Linked DNA regions of Mus musculus: region 1 is linked to region 2. Evidence: chromatin loops called from intact Hi-C (ENCODE). Cell type or tissue: gastrocnemius. All regions are shown on one strand. Each heading gives the region's core, and the rest is flanking DNA. Links, peaks and the distances in the headings are about the cores only.

Region 1 (9,638 bases), core at 1,157-9,156, 1.1 Mb before region 2:
ACAGGTCCTATGAAATGTTTCAGTCTTCATTCTGATGCTATTAGGAACTAAAAGCCATGCTACTTCAAGAAAAGGAAAGAAGTCTCTATTGCTAGCCCAAGTAAATCCAATACTTGGAGTTAACATGCTTAAACCAAAATGCTTTCTAAAATGTATTTAAGGAAAAAAAAAACAATCTCTTTGCAGTACACACATCTATGTACCTACATACACATAGGTATGTATAGATTCTTCCAGATGAAGGTTCACCTTCACAATGCTTTTCTTGTAAGTTTCATGACAGCAAAAGACTTCCTGTCCCTAAACTCCACACACAGAGTATTAAACAAATGAAAACTTTAGGAGGGAGATAGGACAATTTGATTCACTATTTAAGGTCCTAAGGAATTCAAACTTGTGGCTGTACAAAGACTGTAACAGTGCCTCCTCCATTAACATACACAAAAGCCAGGCGCCTTCGTATATGGAAGGGGAGCTTTCCCCACCAATGTTTGGATCACAGTGATTCCACTGTTTTCCTCTACTCTGTTGTGCTCTAGGCAGTTATCTTCTTTCATTCTACCACTGAGCAGATATGCTCGACTTCTCTTTAACCAAAGTTCATTTGGGAGGCAGGTTGGGCCCACAACAATCCTGGGCCCTCCCTTTACAGTTCCTGACATCCGAAGGAAGACATGTGGATGGTTCAGTCCACACTGATATGAACTAAAGTAGATTGCTGCACAATTGGTAAAGAAACTTTATTCGCCTGATGTTAGTGCTGTCCTGGAGGCTTACTGATGAATAAGCTCACACTAGCTCTTTCTGAACTCTGGCTGCCTGGTTCAATTCAGCTGTTCTGGCTCAAACTCCTTTCCAAGCTGATTGATTAAATCTGGCTTCTCTCAGCTTCTCACTGAATTCCTCTGTGCAGCCTTAAACTAATGCTGGCAATCTGTTCTAATCTTCTGACTCCTTTTTATTCTTTGCCTTGAATTGCTCCTGCAGGAACTCATGAACAAACTCAAAGCACTGCCTCTACACTCACTCAACTGAACTGCATCAAACTGACTGAACTGTCCTCCAGTTAGATGTCATTTTCAAATGTCGATGTTTCCTACTATAAACTAACTTTACTTTCATGGTTTGGGAATGAAGGTATGTACTAAAGGTATGTCTGGATTCCAGCCAGATGAATTAAAGGTGTATAGTCCCTTGCCAGAGCTGTTTAATCCAGCTGCTGCTGGATTAAAGTTCCTTTACACATGGTCCTTCCCTATTGACCTCCATAGATTGTCCTGCTTCTTAGCTACCATTCTTATCAATATGTCACAAAGCAAGAGATCCATGGTAGTCGTTAGATCTCAATAAGGACAATTACAATACCTGAGAGTTGGTAGGCTACAGCATGGTGGTAGCTACAAGAACTATATTTTTGGACACTACTTGCCCTTCATGCTCTACAGAAGCCATCAAGTACCAGGATCTATGAAGTGACTCATCGAAGCACTTTGGTCAGGAGAGTTGGGTCTTCAAGGAGCATCTTATGCTCATATACTGCCTAGCCCACAACAAGGATATCCTGTAAGTCACCTACCTCCTCCAGGTGTACATGTAGCTCATCACTGTCTTGATGAAGTTCTGGAACGTCAAAGGGAGGCAATGGGATGCCTGGGCATTCTTTCCATTTAATCTAGTCGCCCTCTGTTCTCCACCCTGCCACAAATCAAGCACAATCTGTTTTCGCCTTGTCCTCATTTGTCATATATATAACAAATACACACCAAGTCACTTACTAGAAAACAAGGAAGTGTACCCTTTCATGTTAGTTCACTTTAACAGCTGAGAACAAACAGCATTCCAAACAGAAACTACTTGGATACTACCCCCTATACACACATAGGGAGAGGCATACCAGACTTATTTATTACCAGTTTGGTAATAAGATCTTCATTTACAGCATGATAATTCCAACATATCCCCCCCCCCCCATACACATTTTAAGTTATTTGAGGTGATTGCTGGCATATAAGCACGTCATCTCACTCAGGGAGCCAGTTCTCAGACTGCTCATTGCCTCTTTTTTTCACCAGGGCCCAGTATTTCCTGAATAAAGCCTAGGAACAATTTCTACCCACTGGCCCAAATTAGAATCCTTGCAGTTATCTCCAGCCTCATTCATGTCTGATGGTTTCTTCTACTTCCCTTCGCCTGCATCCTGAATTTCTCTCTATAGCATATTATAGTATACATAATAACACGCGCACACACACATGCACAGACAGTGTGGATAACTAAGAATCCTATAGCCTGTCTGCTTTTAGAAGTCAGGACTTTAGAGGCTAATCCTTCCCATCATCAATAACCATGCTCACCTAAGAAAGCTAGGGTCCAACACAGCACAAGGCCTACAGTATGGTCCATGGACCAGCCTATGACTCAGACTATGCATGTGATATGTAAGTGCATCAAAGCCTCTGGAAAGTGCAGATTTACTGGTTAGTGAAGAGCTGGGATACTGGTTAGTGGTTTGCAAATTTAATTACATGTCAGAATCAACTGAAAAGTACATAAAACAGTGGCTGGGCCAGAAACCCAGTTTTGATGTAATGAGTCTAGGCTTATGGTGTTGTTGGTCTGGAATTCTGCTTGTAGAAACATTGGGTTAGAGATGAAGCTGGACTGAGACCATGCTGTATTTCTTTGTTGTTAAACTGCTTTGGTTTCTTATATTTAAGGAGTTCAGCTATCAGTCTGTCCAGGTCATTTGAATGTGGGAATACGGAGGAAGCCCTTAGCAGGGGTTAGTGTTTGCTAAATTACAAATGGATGCAAGCAGTCAGTAATGATTATGGCTCAAAACACACCGTGGCATGACATCTTACTTCCTCTAAGCAGCTTTTCCCAACTATAAGAAATGTCTGTCCTCAAAAAAATGTACCTACATTATATGCAAAATATAGTCCTAAATCTTAGTATTTACAACAAAGAAGACAAATTACTCTACAGCCTGTATCTGGAAAAGAGGAAGGTGCTGACTACAGAAAGAACTGCATCCTAGCCAACTACAAGCTGCCATCCAACACAATGGGACAAAAAAATGCCATTGTCTGCGACACAAACAGCTTGCTGGGGTGCCCTTAATATTCCAACTGAAGTCAAGTAGTAAAGTGTCTTTAAGCAGGAAATGCAGAAAAATGTCCACACTGTCCTTACATTACAGCAATGTGCCAATCCATTTACCATTCTCAACTCCCCCCTGCAACCGCAGCTCATGTTTCCCTGCCTACCTGGACACTTACCTTGCCTGAGTCTAGGTACACTTGTTTTGCCAGAAATCCAATTTTCTCAGATCACTTGGTCAAGTGTCCACAGGCATTAGCTTGGACTGTGAAACCTTGAATCTTACCATGGCTTCTTTCTGGAGATCTTTCTGTTTTTATTTCTCCTCATTATGCACTCCAAACCTAGAGAGAGAAACAGGCCAAAGGTGATGCTAGCATACACCTATAGTCTCAGGACATGGGAGAAGGATAGAAAATTCAAGGTTGAAGTCAACCTAAACTACAGGAAACCCTATAAAAGTGAGGGAGAGAGGGCGGGGGTGGGGGGACGACGGGACCCAGACTGGGAGGGAAGAGATGGAGAGAAGAGGGAAGTGAGAGAAGAGGAAGGTGATACAGAATAGGAAGGGACCAACAAGACAAGCATGAACTGTACCTGGGATAACTGGAAGGGTTCTAATTTTGCCCACAAACAATATGTCTGGGTTTATTTGATTCAATTTACCATGCTGTTGTCACTATTTCACAATGCTGAATCATCACAAGATTCTTTATAAAACACCTTCACAGTTACAGTGCAGCAAGGCCCCATCCCAAACTCTTAACCAGAATTAGAACTCTACTAGTATTCACGGATAGCACTGGAGCTCCGCTTGTACCACACTTACGTCATAGCAAAGGGAAGCCCACAGATGTCCAATCTGAAAGGATGAGATCCCAGGACCCAGAGAGAATGAAGACACGGTGGGAAAGCAGAAGAGAAAATGGAAGGGAATCAGGCATCCCCACCCTCAGGACGCTGGGACTAAGTCAGAGGAAGCCTTTAACTGGAATGCTCAAAGCCCTAACATGCACACACTGTTGTCCAAGATCTAGAGCTGGCACTTCTGGATCCACTGAACCCCTCTAGTCCAACTTTCTAGAACTACTAGAAATGATGCAGTAATCATCTGTACCTGAAGTCTTTTCAAAGTCATTAATTGCCACCATTCCTGATGTCCTCAATCATCATTTCTAAAGGAAGTAAGGTCTGACCACTTAGTTAAAATAAGGGTACTCCCTGCTGTATAGCTTGGCCTGTTTTACTTTCTATTACTCATGTTTATCTGAAATTAAGTCAACCATTTATTTATAGTCTGGCTCCAGATACTAGAATAAACAGTACCTGAGAAGCAAGTGGATGTGTCTCAGGTATCCAGGGTCTGGCAATTCATGGGCTCAGATGTTTTCCTGAATGAAAGGATGGATGGATGTCTAGACAGGTGTGTGGATTTATGCCCTTAGAATTCCAGTGCTAGATGCCCGCCCCCTCCCGTCCCCCGCAACCGCCCCCGAGCCAACCCCAGCCCTGACGAAACAAACTTCCCGCCAAACATCTTTCTGGCCCAGAAAACACAGCAGACTGGGTAATTCAGTACAGCCCAGTGCACATGTGCAAATAGGACAGGGACTGTTCCTTTTTGTGCTAAGGTCGGGAGACTAAGGTCTCCCCCGCTCCCCCCTCATCCCCCAGCCCCAGCCCCGGGTTTCATTTCCATCGATAAAGGCAGCCACCTCACACCGGTGCTGGAACAAAATTCTCAGGCCGTACTCTACCGCGGGTGAAGTTCCGTACAAACCGATAAACAAGAACAGGCTTCCCATCATCCCTGGCATCCTGAACACCGGAACCGCGACTTTAAAACAGCCGGAACTTCCTGCTGCTGCCATGGTTTCCAGACTCTAATTTGAAGAAACTAGGTGTCAATCAATTGCGAATTCACTTCCGGGGCAATCTCCGGAGCTAAACGGTGGGGCATCCTGGTCAGTCGGCTTTAGCCTTCCTTTTACATTTTGTCTCTTTGTACCTTCACTGGTCTCTTCCAGAACAAACAGCCAAAGTCGTGCATAAAGAAAACACACTCCCGGACTTTGTTTTTTACTTTATAAAAATAGCCGCTTGATGGCAGCATGATTTCACTGATGCGCTCAGACCCGCTCTTCCCCCGCCCTTTGTGTTTAGAAAAAACAACACCTCAGTCAAAAAACTACTTCCTTACAGAAATTTGGATCTTCTCTGGCATTTTATAGCCCCAGGTTTTCCTGATTCTAAGCCAATCTAATGACTGGAAAAAAATATTTTTAATGTGTTTCTTTGATTACTATTTCTTTATTTTGATACTGGCTTACTGTATACTTTCTCGGATATGCATTTGTTTTTTTGTTTTTTTGTTTTTTTTTTTTGTTTTTTTTTTGGTTAGGACAGCAATATCTCCCATAGAGTACAATTTTTATTTTTATTTTTTTTTAAAAATACAGCAGCTTATAATGGTAAATAAAAGCATGGAAGTTTAGTTTGTGCTTCTATTAATAATATGAGACTGCATACTTTCTAACCATTATAAATTAACTTTTCACATTTTAGAGGTTGGTAATTATAAAACAAAGGAACGAAATGGTTATGACCTCAGTGCTTTGAGCCTTGTTGCTTGCTATTCCAGAGGAACTGTTTCATTACAAGATGGAAGAGATGTCAAGGAATTCACTCCCATGCCATGCCTTTTAATAAAAATCGCCTAATCTTGTTTACAAGGGTTCTCCATCAAAACTTCTAAAGCCCATGCCTCCAAGCCTTACTGATTAAGTTCTGTGACCAAAATATTAATACTGTTGTAGCTAACTGCCATAAATTGAACATAAAACTATGTTAGCTGGTGCTCCACACTGCATGAACTTGTATAGAATAACTACAAGTTGGATAGTTTTGTTCCCATTTTACAAGTGAGTATGTGTGTGTGCATATATAAAATTATATATAACATACATAATTTTATATGTACAAGACTATTTTAAAATAGCATAATTAGGAATCAACTTAATTTATCACGTGTTGGAATTAAAAGTATTTGATGTTCTCTAGTTTTTCCTTCCTGAAAAGCAAATCTGTTCACTGGGTGCAAAAACACAGTAGCTGGAGTTCTTGTTTGGCCTCTTGGAATTAATTTTCTTACTTCATGGTAGATTATTAAAAGGCATCTGAAGAGAGACAGAAGGTGGAAAGAAAGAGAGGTTTGGTTTGACCTTAGGCAGGACCATGTTTAGTCACAGGAGGGAGCATCTTGTCACCCACATGAGCAATGGTGAAAATGCCTACAAGGGGAAATGGTTCTATGGGCCCCTTGTAGGGGCAGAGATGTCCAGATAGGAAGCTTAGAAGAATACTCTTTCAGCAGGAAACTTTCACTTCACACACTGGGAAAATTGCAGCAGCTCTTGATGGCAATAAGGCAGGATGGAAGTGGGATTCTGGACTATGACACAAAGTTAAGAGACAACACATCAAGTGGCCAATGTCCTGGTTAGGATTATGTAAACTTGACAAAAGCAACAGTCACCTGGGAACAAGGACTCTCAACTGAGAATATGCCTTTGTTAATTTGGCCTAGCAGCAATTCTGTAGGGCATTTTCTTGATTGATATTGATTTATTTATTAACCACCCCCTGGGCATGTGGTCCTTGGTGGCATAAGAAAGCAGACTGAGCAAGCCTAGGGGAGCCAGCCTGTGAGCTGGATTTGCTTTGGCTTCCGTTCCCACCTGTAGTTCCTGCTCTAACTTTCTTCAGTAATGGACTATGATGTAGACATAAATATAAAGGGAATGAGCCCTTTCCTGTCTGAGTTGCTTTGGTCCTGGTGTTTTACCATGTCAATAGAAACCCTGAGACAGCCAATAAACAAACATTTAGAAATTCTGAGAAACAGAATGAACAAACGTAAATGAGTGCCTATAAACTAAACTCTGAAAGCAATAATCACATAAGCCTCGTTATTGTCCAGCATGGAACATGTTTGGTAATTACATTATAGTACATGATATTCAATTCAAAAAGTGGGACTGGAGACATGGCTCAACGGTTAATAGTTATTTGGGGTTTCCAGCACCTATGGCTATAACTGTACAAACTTTCTGTGCCTGACCCAGATCTGAATAAAGACATTTATTCAGGAGACTTACATTTACTATAAGCTTTAGCACTAAAGCTGGGCAGATTCTCAGCTATTCTACCCAACAATACTGGCCTGGCCTATGACCTACCATGTGACTCCTTAGGAACCTCCCCTTTAGTCCCAACTTTCTTCTTCCTCCACTGGCTTGCAACTCTCCTGATTTGCTATTGGCCATTCAGCTCTTTATTGACAGGTGAATGTTTTTACACAGTGCACAAGAGATTATCCCTATATCTGGCAGCTGAAGGCTGCTTATAACTTCAGCTCCATAGTATCTAATGCCTTATTCTGGCTTCCACAGGCAAATACATCTACATGAAAATTCATATATATACATATACAATAACAAAAATCCTTATAAGTTTTCAAAAAGTAATGGGAAATTCAGTTTATACAGAAAAGTTTGAAACCTTATCCAGTATAAATTAGGGAAAACGAAATAAGGTCATTGATTGTTCAGCATGAATCAAACAGCACGCCTGCCATGTAGACATTCTTTGGGGCATGATTATTATGGAGTTGTCGGCAATTGGACTAAGTAAAAATGATTAGCCTTAAAACGTGTTCCCACAACCAGGGAGAAGAAACAACCAAACAAAGCTATCTGTGGTCGGAAAAGGCGTGACAGAGCATTCCACTATGGCATTGTACTGGCTAGTTTTGTGTCAACTTGACACCGGCTGGAGTTATCACAGAAAAAGGAGCTTCAGTTGGGGAAATACCTCCACAAGATCCAGCTGCAAGGCATTTGCTCAATTAGTGATCAAGTCCCCTTGTGGGTGGTGCCATCTCTGGGCTGATAGTCTTGGTTCTATAAGAGAGTAGGCTGAGCAAGCCAGGGGAACCAAGCCAGTAAGGAACATCCCTCCATGGCTTCTGCATCAGCTCCTGCTTTCAGACCTGCTTGAGTTCCAGTCCTGACTTCCTTGGTGATGAACAGCAATGTGGAAGTGTAAGCTGAATAAACTCCTCCCCAACTGTTTCTTGGTCATGATGTTTGTGCAGGAATAGAAACCCTGACTAAGACAGGCATCAATGCATTGAGAAAATACAATGGTAATATTTGCTTTTCTATTTACAAGGCTTCAAATTTTCACATGGTGCCATGTTTTTATCTCTAGCTAAATACCTGTCACATCTCTTCACTAGAACAATCAGGCTATAAGAGACCTGCTTTAGCATCTATTTCCTGCATGCATCTGTGAGAAAGACCTCACAATATCTCTTGTAGCTGGGATGCTGGGATTCTTTCGACACTGACTTTCCTAATGGTTGAGGAAACAAATTAACAGATTTTTTTTTCCAAGATACAATTTGATTTCTTTGTTATCATTGATAGAAATATTGGGAAGTTAGCTGAAATTTGAGTCAGGATATTAGCACATTGTTTAATAACATTCTTCTTGTCAGAAATAGAATCTGATTGATAACTTTTCTAAGGTACCTTGAGCTATCTCATGTGTACGTATAAAGTGACAGAAAACATTAGGACTGCTAATTCCTACTAGTCTAGCTATTTTTCCTACCCAAACTCTACTTAGCTACCCCCACTAATCCAAAAAAAACTTTACAATAGAAAACTTTCAAAGAGGAGAGGAACAGAGCCATGTTTTAGGCTGTATAAACAGCTCTCTACACTGTGTGTGCCTGCCATTCTAGGCTGATGTCTTACTTTCCAAGGTCAAAAAATAAACTGCCTCACTTATAATACATATTCTCATTATGAAGTGAGAATCATTTCTAATGTTTTGGAAATTTTCCAAGGATATAATTTTTCAATCACACATTTGAAAATAGCAGATTTAATCAGCATCCAAACGCTGACACCATTGCATACACTAGAAAGATTTTATTGAAAGGACCCAGATGTAGCTGTCTCTTGTGAGACTATGCCGGGGCCTAGCAAACACAGAAGTGGATGCTCACAGTCAGCTAATGGATGGATCACAGGGCTCCCAATGGAGGAGCTAGAGAAAGTAGCCAAGGAGCTAAAGGGATCTGCAACCCTATAGGTGGAACAACATTATGAACTAACCAGTACCCCGGAGCTCTTGACTCTAGCTGCATATATATCAAAAGATGGCCTAGTCGGCCATCACTGGAAAGAGAGGCCCATTGGACTTGCAAACTTTATATGCCCCAGTACAGGGGAACACCAGGGCCAAAAAGGGGGAGTGGGTGGGCAGGGGAGTGGGGGTGGGTGGATATGGGGGACTTTTGGTATAGCATTGGAAATGTAAAAGAGCTAAATACCTAATAAAAAATGGAAAAAGAAAAAAAAATAAAAGAGAATGGACGCTAAAAAAAAAAAAAAAAGAAGAAAAGAAAATAGCAGATTTTAGAACAATTCTAAAAAACCACCTACTAGCATGTCTTACCATTGCTT
Region 2 (9,638 bases), core at 876-8,875:
GTGTCTATACATGTGTACCACAGCATGCATTTGAGGTCACGGTACAACTTGGGGGAGTCAGTTTTTTCTTACTACGTGCATCCCAGTGTTCAAACTCAGGTTGTTGGACTTAGTGGCAGGTGTTTTTTATTGGCTGAATTATCTTACTCTCCCTGGATTTACTTCTTTTCCTCTTAAGTCTTGGTTTACAGTTCTGGGTAGTTTTTCAACATTTAAAAAACATTTTTTTTTTGGTTTTTTTGTTTGTTTTTTGTTTTTTGTTTGTTTTGTTTGAGACAGAGTTTCTCTTTATAAACAACCATAGCTGTCTTGTAGCTCACTGATCAGGCTAGCCTGGGGACTCACAGAGGTTCACCTGCCTTTTCCTTCTGAGTTGCGGGGATTAAAGGTGTGTGCCTGGCACAATAAACAACATTTTAAAGGTTTTGGCTAAGCTGGACCTGATGGCACAGGCCTGAAATCTCAGTGCTTGGGATAATGGGGCAGGAGGAACCCCAAATTTAAGTCTGGTTTAGGCTACAGAGTGAGTTGGAGTCTCGCTTGGACAGCCTTAAAAAGACCCTGTCCTTAAAAAAACCTGGGATGATTTTGTGGAGTATGTGAGGCACTGGGTCCAATCCTTGGTATAGCTTCTAGCACCTGTCTCTCCAAAGAGTCCAGCTTTTCGTGTATTTTTCTGTGAGAGAATCAATCTCAACTATTGACTCCAATATTAGCAGACATGGAAATATCTCTTAAAAATGTATAGTCAGATGTGGTGGTGTACACCTCTAATCCTGGCACTCAAGAGTTAACACAGGAGGGTTATGAGTTTGAACGTGGCCTGGACCACATAGTGAGACCCTATCACAAAAAAAAAAAAGAATTTACAAAACTGTAAACTTGATCACATAAGTACCATTTAATTCCCCCAATACTGTAGTGAGATGTTTCAGCAGCAAGCAACAGTATACTCAGTATACTCGCATTACAGGTTTGCTTATTTCACATGACAGAAAGATAGGTAGTACAATGGTGCTGGGATTATCTAAGTCAGTAAACCACTGATGTATACCTTTAATCCCTGCACTCACAAGCAAAAAGCAGGTAGACCTCAGTGAGTTCCGAAACCAGCCTGACCAGTGAGCTACAGGAGAGCTATGGTTGTTAACAAAGAGAAACTGTCTCAAGCAAACAAAAATAACAAAAAGAACTCAATTATGGACTCAATGTTTGGGTTATGATTTTGTCTTACAGGACAAAATCATTGCTGAGACTCTGTATTGATTTTTTTCTGAATAATGAAGTACCTCAAAGTTTAGTACTTACAAACAATAAATACTATCTCAGACTTTCTGTGAGTCAGGGATTTGACAATACTTAAACTGGTTTTAGTTGGAAGCATCTCCTGAGATTGTAATTATATGCAGACATGGCTTGACTTGGGGGCAAGAGAGTCCACTTCAAAGGTGGCTGGCTCCTTTACAAAGCTGCAGGCAGCAAGACTCACTTCTATGTTGACTGTTGAAAGGTACTCTGAGTTCCTCACTATCTGGGCCACCCCATGAAACTATTTGAATGATCCTAAGACATGGCAGCTGCTGTTCCCAGAATGAAAGATTATAGAGAGGAAGGGGAAGGAAGGGGGAGAAGTAAGAAGGGGGAGGGAGGGAGGAGAAGAGAAAGAGAGATGGGGAAAGGAGGGAGGGAGGGAGGGAGGGAGGGAGAGATCTCCATAGCTACCTTCCATCATTCTGTTAATTAGAAATGAGTCCATATATGTGCAGGGCTTGCTTTTCTCACTGATTTCCATTGTTCCCAGAACAGCAGACTTCCCTTTTTATCTTATTGACCTAACTTGGGTCACTGCCCATTCCCAGACCAATGCGTGACAAAGGGGCACGTGGGGGATGGGATTACCAGGCTCAGCTTAGGTCAACAGTGATTTGTCCTTTGGTGCTAGGAGATAAGCCTATCTTTGCTGAGCACTGGCCACTAACCCAAACGCTCTATTAAATCGGATTTCTGTAAGCAAGGAAGGTGGGACCTGGTGAGGTAACTGACTGTAATGAATGGGGTTCTGTCAGGAGAAAAACTGTGTCTCTAACATTGTTATAACACCCCAGGGATCTGGTCCATATTTACCCTGCCTCACGTGTATAATTGTAGATTTTTCTATTTTTCAGGTTTTTCTGTTGTCTCATTGTTGGCTGCTTTTCTTTGTCATTTTAGGCCAGTAGTGGAAAAAGCTTCCCAATCTTTATAATCTTCAGTGTTCTTGTGTTTAAGATATAATACTTACTTCATAAAGTTCTTTTCTTTTCTTTTCTTTCTTTCTTTCTTTTTTTTTTTTTTTTTTTTTTTTTTTTGGTTTTCAAGACAGGGTTTCTCTGTATAGCCCTGCCTGTCCTGGAACTCACTCTGTAGACCAGGCTGGCCTCAAAGTCAGAAATCCACCTGCCTCTGCCTCTCAAGTGCTGGGATTAAAGGCGTGCGCCACCATGCCCGGCTATAAAGTTCTTATGCAGAGTAGTGAGTCATGTATATTCAGCCCTCACCAGTGCCTGGCAAACAGCAAGTGCTTAATAACTGGGAAGAATCATTAAGTTAGGGAGTCACACTCTATGTTTGCATAGTTTCCCCTTTGACAGTCAATATTGTAGTTCTACCTTATCTAAGGACAGTTTGACTCATTACAATGATAACTGAGCCAGAATGGAATGCTACTAAATGGTAGGAAGTCCAGAGAATCATTTGGAAATAACTTCCAGGAGTTGTTTCCCAGTAAGGTTGAAAAGGAAGAAAAGTTGGAAAGGATTGGCAAAAACAAATGTTTATCTTAAACACAGACATACATGCAGGCAAAAAACCCCACACGCAAGGATAAACACAAATTAAAAGGTAGTTATATGTAGAGATCTGTAGCTGGCATTAGGGCATTCAGTTCAGTATTGCTGGCACTACGGAGTCTCCTTCAGAACCTGGGCAGGTAGGATGCTTTCATGCGCCCAGAGACCTTGCCATCCACCGTGGAAAAGAATCTCACCAGGATTCAGAGTGGAGAGTTAGCTTGTTAATAAAACAGAAAGACAAAATGTAGGGTCAGTGAGATCAGTTAGCAGGGAAAGGTGCAGACCTCAAAATTTATGGCTTTTTTTTCGTGTGTGTGTGTGTGTGTGTGTGTGTGTGTGTGTGTGTGTGTGTACTTAAATATGTAAGGACAGCCTTCTCAGTCTGTGTAAAGTCGCTTGTATGTATCCGATTTCAGACTGCACTACTGCTATTGGATAACCATGGGGGCTCTCAGCATTCCTGCAGTCCTTTGTCTCTTCCATGTCACGTGGCTCCTGTTACCCAGTTCTTTTTCCGTCCTCTGTTCTCTTAAAACTGTTTCCCTTTCCTGGACCTGTCTCTCCTCTCCATGTATATGCTTATATAAAAAGCTGCATAGGATAGAAAACACATGGTATTGTCTTTCTGAGTTACTTCACATAATATAGTAACTTCCAGAGGTGCTTTGGCCAGTCACTCCTGGATATCTGCCAGTGAGAGAGGTGGAAAGAAAAAACCAGGAGAGTGAACAAGGGCTTCCATTTCTCATGTGCCCTTCAATTTCCTAACTAGTTGTCCTGTCTCAGACCGTCAGGCAAGCACTTTACCACTGAGCACCGTCCTTAGCCCAAATGAGTGTCAGTAGAGATTTAAAGTTTTGTTTTTGTTTTTAAACAGTGCTGGAGATTGGATCCACGGCCTCTGGCCCGCATTTTACCACTGAGCTACACTCCCAAAGCAGTCGAAATCACAGTGGCCCAGGATTGAAATGATCACTTAGATGCTTTGCAGTCTTGATAAGACACTAAATCTTTGTCTATCAGTTACTTCATCTTTAATAACAGAACGTACTTAGGAATTTTATGAGCATTGTTAGTTAGCATGACACATGCTATATGTATTCGTCATTATGAATAATGTAACCACAGCAATTACATTGTACTTTTTATTATAAAAGGGGGGAGGGGAAGGCCTGGTCCTTTTTTAACTTCTGAGAGGTTTCGATTACTAAGTAAGACCTTATGTAGACTTCCATTTGGGAGCTGAGAAAGCAGAGGATTCCAAAAGGGGATGACATTTGCAAAGGTCTAGAAAAGGCGCCTGGGAATTCTACCGGGTAGGGGAGGCGCTTTTCCCAAGGCAGTCTGGAGCATGCGCTTTAGCAGCCCCGCTGGGCACTTGGCGCTACACAAGTGGCCTCTGGCCTCGCACACATTCCACATCCACCGGTAGGCGCCAACCGGCTCCGTTCTTTGGTGGCCCCTTCGCGCCACCTTCTACTCCTCCCCTAGTCAGGAAGTTCCCCCCCGCCCCGCAGCTCGCGTCGTGCAGGACGTGACAAATGGAAGTAGCACGTCTCACTAGTCTCGTGCAGATGGACAGCACCGCTGAGCAATGGAAGCGGGTAGGCCTTTGGGGCAGCGGCCAATAGCAGCTTTGCTCCTTCGCTTTCTGGGCTCAGAGGCTGGGAAGGGGTGGGTCCGGGGGCGGGCTCAGGGGCGGGCTCAGGGGCGGGGCGGGCGCCCGAAGGTCCTCCGGAGGCCCGGCATTCTGCACGCTTCAAAAGCGCACGTCTGCCGCGCTGTTCTCCTCTTCCTCATCTCCGGGCCTTTCGACCTCACGGTGTTGCCAAAATGTCGCTTTCCAACAAGCTGACTTTGGACAAGCTGGACGTGAAGGGGAAGCGGGTCGTGATGAGGTAATTCCGTACTGCTGCCCTCAAGCCCTCGGGGCCACATTCTCTCTGGCCGTGGCAAGCACGGTTTTCCCATCACCTTAAGTTGCACTTATTTTTCAGCTGGGTCTTGGGGGTCCTGGGTTTGGAGGTTAAGGCTGTTCCTCTCACCTCATTGGGGCGGAGACTGTGTCTGAGTTTGCTTTTCTGCGTCCTAACTGCTTCTAGCTTAAAAAGCGACCAAATGTGTCCTTTAGGGAGTTGATCCCACTGATAAAGGGCTCAGATTCTCAGGACTCAATCTTTTTCCCATTTCTGAAGTGCAGTTTCATCTCTTGTAGCGAGAATGGACGTAGTACTTATCCTGCAAATCTCTAGGCCCCTGCTGAGGGACCTTGAAAGGTCATTTAGCTAGTTTCCCTTCCCCCAAGATTCTTGGACCATCCGTGACGAATCCGAAACCGCCCACGTTTCATTGGTCCTGGTACAAATGATTTCTTTCCCAAAAGATGTTGCTCAAAGTCCTCTCGAGTGGAGGTCCCTCTCCCCAAAGAATTGTGGGTGGGAGGGTGAGGCCCACTGGATGAAGCTCTGTATGGCTTATATAACAGGCCTCTGCTGCCCTACCTTGCGGTTGGACTCCTGGCCCTGGGGTTTGCATCAGGATTGTGACACATGCAGGGTGTGGCCGCCGGGAGTTGGAGGCCTGTAACCTCACTCGAGAGGTGGCTAGAGAAGCAGGATGTCAGAACTGAGGAAGGCTCCCACGCACGTGGCACATGTGGGTCCCAGGTCACTGACTTAACTTGGCTTCTCCCTTACCTGAAAGAATTACTAGGGTGTATGCGTCTTCTCCTTTTTGCCTTTCATAATGTATACTTTTTTTTTTTTGCCAGGAGTCAAGGATGATGGTTAGATACATAACTGATGGGCCTGGTTGTTCATGTAACAACTATAGGACCCAAGGATGGGAATTTTTAAGGGCCATTGATGGTCGCAGTGACTGACTACTCTGCCTGCTTGACCTTCTTTGGAAGTGGATGACTGATTGGCAGTAATCCTGGTCCCTTTGAAGATTTGGGCCAGTTCAAGTGAGGGCATCCTTTAGATACTAACACATGTAAGGGAACAGAGGTTCTCTGGCTTCTGTACAGGCACTTATTTTATCGTAGCCAATATTGGTAGGTGGCCTTCTCTTCCTGGGCTGATATCCAGAACCAACCCACTGTATTATGTTCATGCAAAACACTTAATGTTACCCCAAATGGGATAGAATAATCAGGATGGAGCAGAAATCCCAGCCACCCTAATCATAGATAAAGGGCAGGTTCTAGCTAACTTTTCATTCTGTTCTAAGGACAAAAGATTCATCCTGTGAGGGAGACAGGCACTACTGGCTTGAGGCTGACCTTTTCAGATGCATGCAGCTGCTCAAAGACAAGACAGTGGGCCATTGTGCTGGTCACTTTTGTGGGATGGCAGTTTGGGATTTTATGCTATTTTCTACAGAGAAACTATCTTAAAGGAATTAACTCCGGTTGAGGGTGAGACAGGAGGCAACAGTTCTCTTTTGCCCCAAATCAAGCTTCATTTAACCCAGGTTAACCTTTAAGCCTGGAAAAGACTGGCTGGCCTCCTTTGGCTGATGGAAAAGGGCGCTGTGAAGGTTATTGAGGTCTAGAGAATGTAGCAGAGGCAGGACTAGGATTTGGGTCTCTTTAGCTCCTTGAGCCTGACTCAGGAACAGGTTGGGATAGACTTTATCTGTCGAGTTTGCAGTCCTGTATAATATGGATACATTGTACTTGGTTGGTATTTAGGCCACAGTGGTGAAGTTGCTTGGTTTCCAGATTAATGCATCTTGCATGGGGAGTTGCCTTGTAGGCTTCTGTGAGGAGTCTAGGCAGCCATGCCTGGGTGAGCTCAATACCTTTTTTGTTTCAGTGCCTTTTGTGGTAGTTGCTGGCAGTGCTTCAGAAATGGGGCCTCCTGCATCCTGGGCCCGTTCACTCACCTCCTTTCTGCCCTGTAGAAGGGTGCTCTTGTTTTCTGACTAGTCCCTTGCTTTAAGTTGGCAAGGGAAGTTGATTTGTTGTTGGTAACTTTTATTAGTTTTCATTGTGTTGGGGAATCTAACACTAGCCACCTTGTGCCTGAGCACCCTACCACTGAGTCACCCCAGTTCCTTTTGGAGAAACTTTAAAATAAGCCAGAAACACCAACAGGTTCCGCCTCACTCTAGTTGATTTTACAAGGCTCTGTGAGTACATTTCCTGCTGATTTTTGTCATGTCATTTCCTTTTCACCCATAGGTCCCTAGTCATCCTTTGCTTGCTGGCACTTCTCTTTCTTGTACGTTTTCTTCCCTCAACCTCACTGGTTTTCTTTTGGGACTTTCGAAGCAACAGCTCTGGTGGGAAGAGGAAAACGGAGAGCAGACACCATCGTACTAGCAGACTTTAGCAATCAGTCCACAAGGCAGTGGTGGGCATGGTTCCTTCCCATAGTTTTAGTAGAACAGGGCCTGGAATCTCGAGATTTCAACAAAGACGTGATATTCTAATTTAATGTTCTCTATATAAAGTTTTTGTTTTGTTTCTTTGCTTTGTGTTTTTGAAGTCCTGGAACTCACCAAGTTGGCCTGGAACTCTTGCCTCTGCCTCCTGCGGGGTGTGCTGTAGCCACCACCATTCTGCTTTGAAAAAGTTTTATTTTGGAGTAATTATGGAGTTGTAAAAGATTGCAAAGACTGCACAGAAACTCAGTTTTTCCCAGTATATACGTATTTAGATGTATGTATGCTCAGTATATATGTATATATGTGTGTGTGTATACACCACGTTCCCCACCCCCAAGTGAACAAGTGATTTGTGTAAGGAACGTTGTTCCTGCTTTGGAGTCTTCAGGAGAGAAGCTAAAGGCCGAGTTGTAAGTCTAGGAGAGAGTGAAGGTCAAAGGCAATCAAGAGGTCAGTGAGAACTAATCCAGTTTTCATCGGTAAGCTGATGTCATCACAGCTTGGATAGAAGCCACAGATGGTTGGATATTTTAGCCCAAAGGCATTCATTCCTTCTTGTAAGGTTCTGGGTGCAGGAAGCAGCACTATCCACCCTGTGCAGTTAACCCTTTTGTCTATTATCTTCTCTAGGAGGCTGCAAGAGGGGGAACTCAGTCCTGGTAATGGGATATTGGATCTGCTGTGGTCTGCACTTTAAGGCTGGCAAGGGCCTGCTCAGGATATTTAAAGAGGGTGCCTTAAGTGCCTGAAACCAACTAGAGTGCATTTCTTTTTTCTTTCTTTCTTTCTTTCTTTCTTTCTTTCTTTCTTTCTTTCTTATCTTTCTTTTCGAGACAGGGTTTCTCTGTATAGCCCTGGCTGTCCTGGAGCTCACTTTGTAGAACAGGCTGGCCTCGAACTCAGAAATCCACCTGCCTCTGCCTCCCAAGATTAAAGGTGTGCGCCACCACACCTGGCTTAGAGTGCATTTCTTTGTTCAGAGGCACACTGCCTTTTAATTTTAAATCGGAATCAAGAAGTATGTCCCTCAAGCTCCTTTGTGCGGTAGATTGGTCTTCAGGGTAGAGAGGAAGCCAGTGACCTGCAGGGTTTGTGGTCACTGCAGACGGGAAAGACCAGTGAAAATGGGAAAGATGGAGTTTCATAATCAAGACCAGTGGCAGTCTTGACCCCTCATTGCAGCCCCTTAGTGAGTGGTACCAAAAGTAATGCTTTTATTATCGTTCTTTCAAATAGCAGTTATAGTTTGGGGAATCAATGGCATATAATAACTAACACCAGTGTGATACTAGGTGGCACTTCTAAACCTTTTAACATTTATAACTCTTAGCCAGATACTATAATCATTTCACAGATTTAAGAAAAAAATAATGAAAAATGTCTTGGGTGGATGTCTTGGTATATACTTGATCTTAGTATTCATTCAGGAGATGAATGAAGGCAAGCTACATGGCAGAAAAATCTCTCAAAATCATGGCAGACACAACTTAGTAAAATCACCACCCCGTAGGAAAGGGTTCAGAATCGGTTCCTAATGGTAAAGCAGGACTGGGGGTGTCGTGCTCAGGTCCCTGGGTTCAATCCCCAGCACCAGCACAAAAAAGAAAGGCAGTCATCTGTTAGGTCAGAAGGAGCATCTTCATTGTATTAGCTTGTATTTTCTTGATCATATGCCTCCCACTTATCTATTGTCAGTGGGCCGAGGCACATCTCACTCATTTTCCCCCCCTCAGGTTTTTTTGAAAGCCACTATTATCTAATATTGAAGTATTGTTTTGCCTATTCAAGTTCCAATCAGGCATTCTCTAGAAAGAAGGAAATTCTCTTGCTGTGTTTTTTTGTTTTTGTTTTTTTAAAATTTCTTTTCTTTGGGGAATGTTATCCCAAGGAGCCAGAAGCAATATCAAGATAACTAGAATCAAGGGGCGTTACTTATTACCTGTTCCCCACTCAGACTGCTACAGAGACCATCACACTAAACAGAATTAAGCTCAGGCCCTTGTGGAGTTGAGACAATAACTTGCTTTCTTCCACCCATGGGTCTTGGGGATAACACTCAGGTAGGTGGTCAGGCTTGCCAACAAGTGCCCGTGCCCTGAGCCATCTTGCCAACCCTGTCTTTTAACGACTTCAATAAAATACTTAGGGACCAAGAAATTGATCATGGCTACGAAACTGAAACCTTTTTCTTTTCTAGGGTGGACTTCAACGTTCCTATGAAGAACAACCAGATAACAAACAACCAAAGGTAAGATTCCTCTTAAACCTGGCTTAGGTTATATTTGAGTATCTGGACTACAAATTTCTTTCTTTCCACACTGGGAGTACAGCAGTTGAAGCCATGGTTTTGATTTACTAACCTGTCAGTGTGGGAGTTAATATTCTAAATTTATGAAAAAATATTGTATTAAAAAA

Evidence for each region. A loop is a pair of places that touch in the nucleus more often than their neighbours do. Peaks named below come from ENCODE experiments on the same cell type or tissue, not always from the same donor. Only the 100,000 strongest peaks of a DNase experiment are listed, where the experiment ranks them.
Region 1: it touches region 2 in a loop (4-fold over the local background); 2 of 42 quality-filtered maps call a loop at or near these places.

The regions. Positions count from the first base shown.
Region 1 is chrX:105,065,183-105,074,820 of GRCm38, forward strand. It overlaps 5530601H04Rik (RIKEN cDNA 5530601H04 gene), which reads right to left and starts at 4,942. Exons shown (of 5, transcript NR_015467.1): 1 at 4,818-4,942; 2 at 4,429-4,493; 3 at 3,282-3,446; 4 at 1,577-1,695. In gastrocnemius, for the core only: a CTCF peak has its summit at 5,192 (motif pointing right); a DNase peak (open chromatin) is centred at 4,996; H3K4me3 peaks cover 1,806 bases; H3K27ac peaks cover 1,498 bases.
Region 2 is chrX:106,182,587-106,192,224 of GRCm38, forward strand. It overlaps Pgk1 (phosphoglycerate kinase 1), which reads left to right and starts at 4,514. Exons shown (of 11, transcript NM_008828.3): 1 at 4,514-4,729; 2 at 9,421-9,471. The coding sequence starts at 4,665. In gastrocnemius, for the core only: no CTCF peak of the experiment used is centred there; DNase peaks (open chromatin) are centred at 4,360 and 5,291; H3K4me3 peaks cover 5,226 bases; H3K27ac peaks cover 5,395 bases.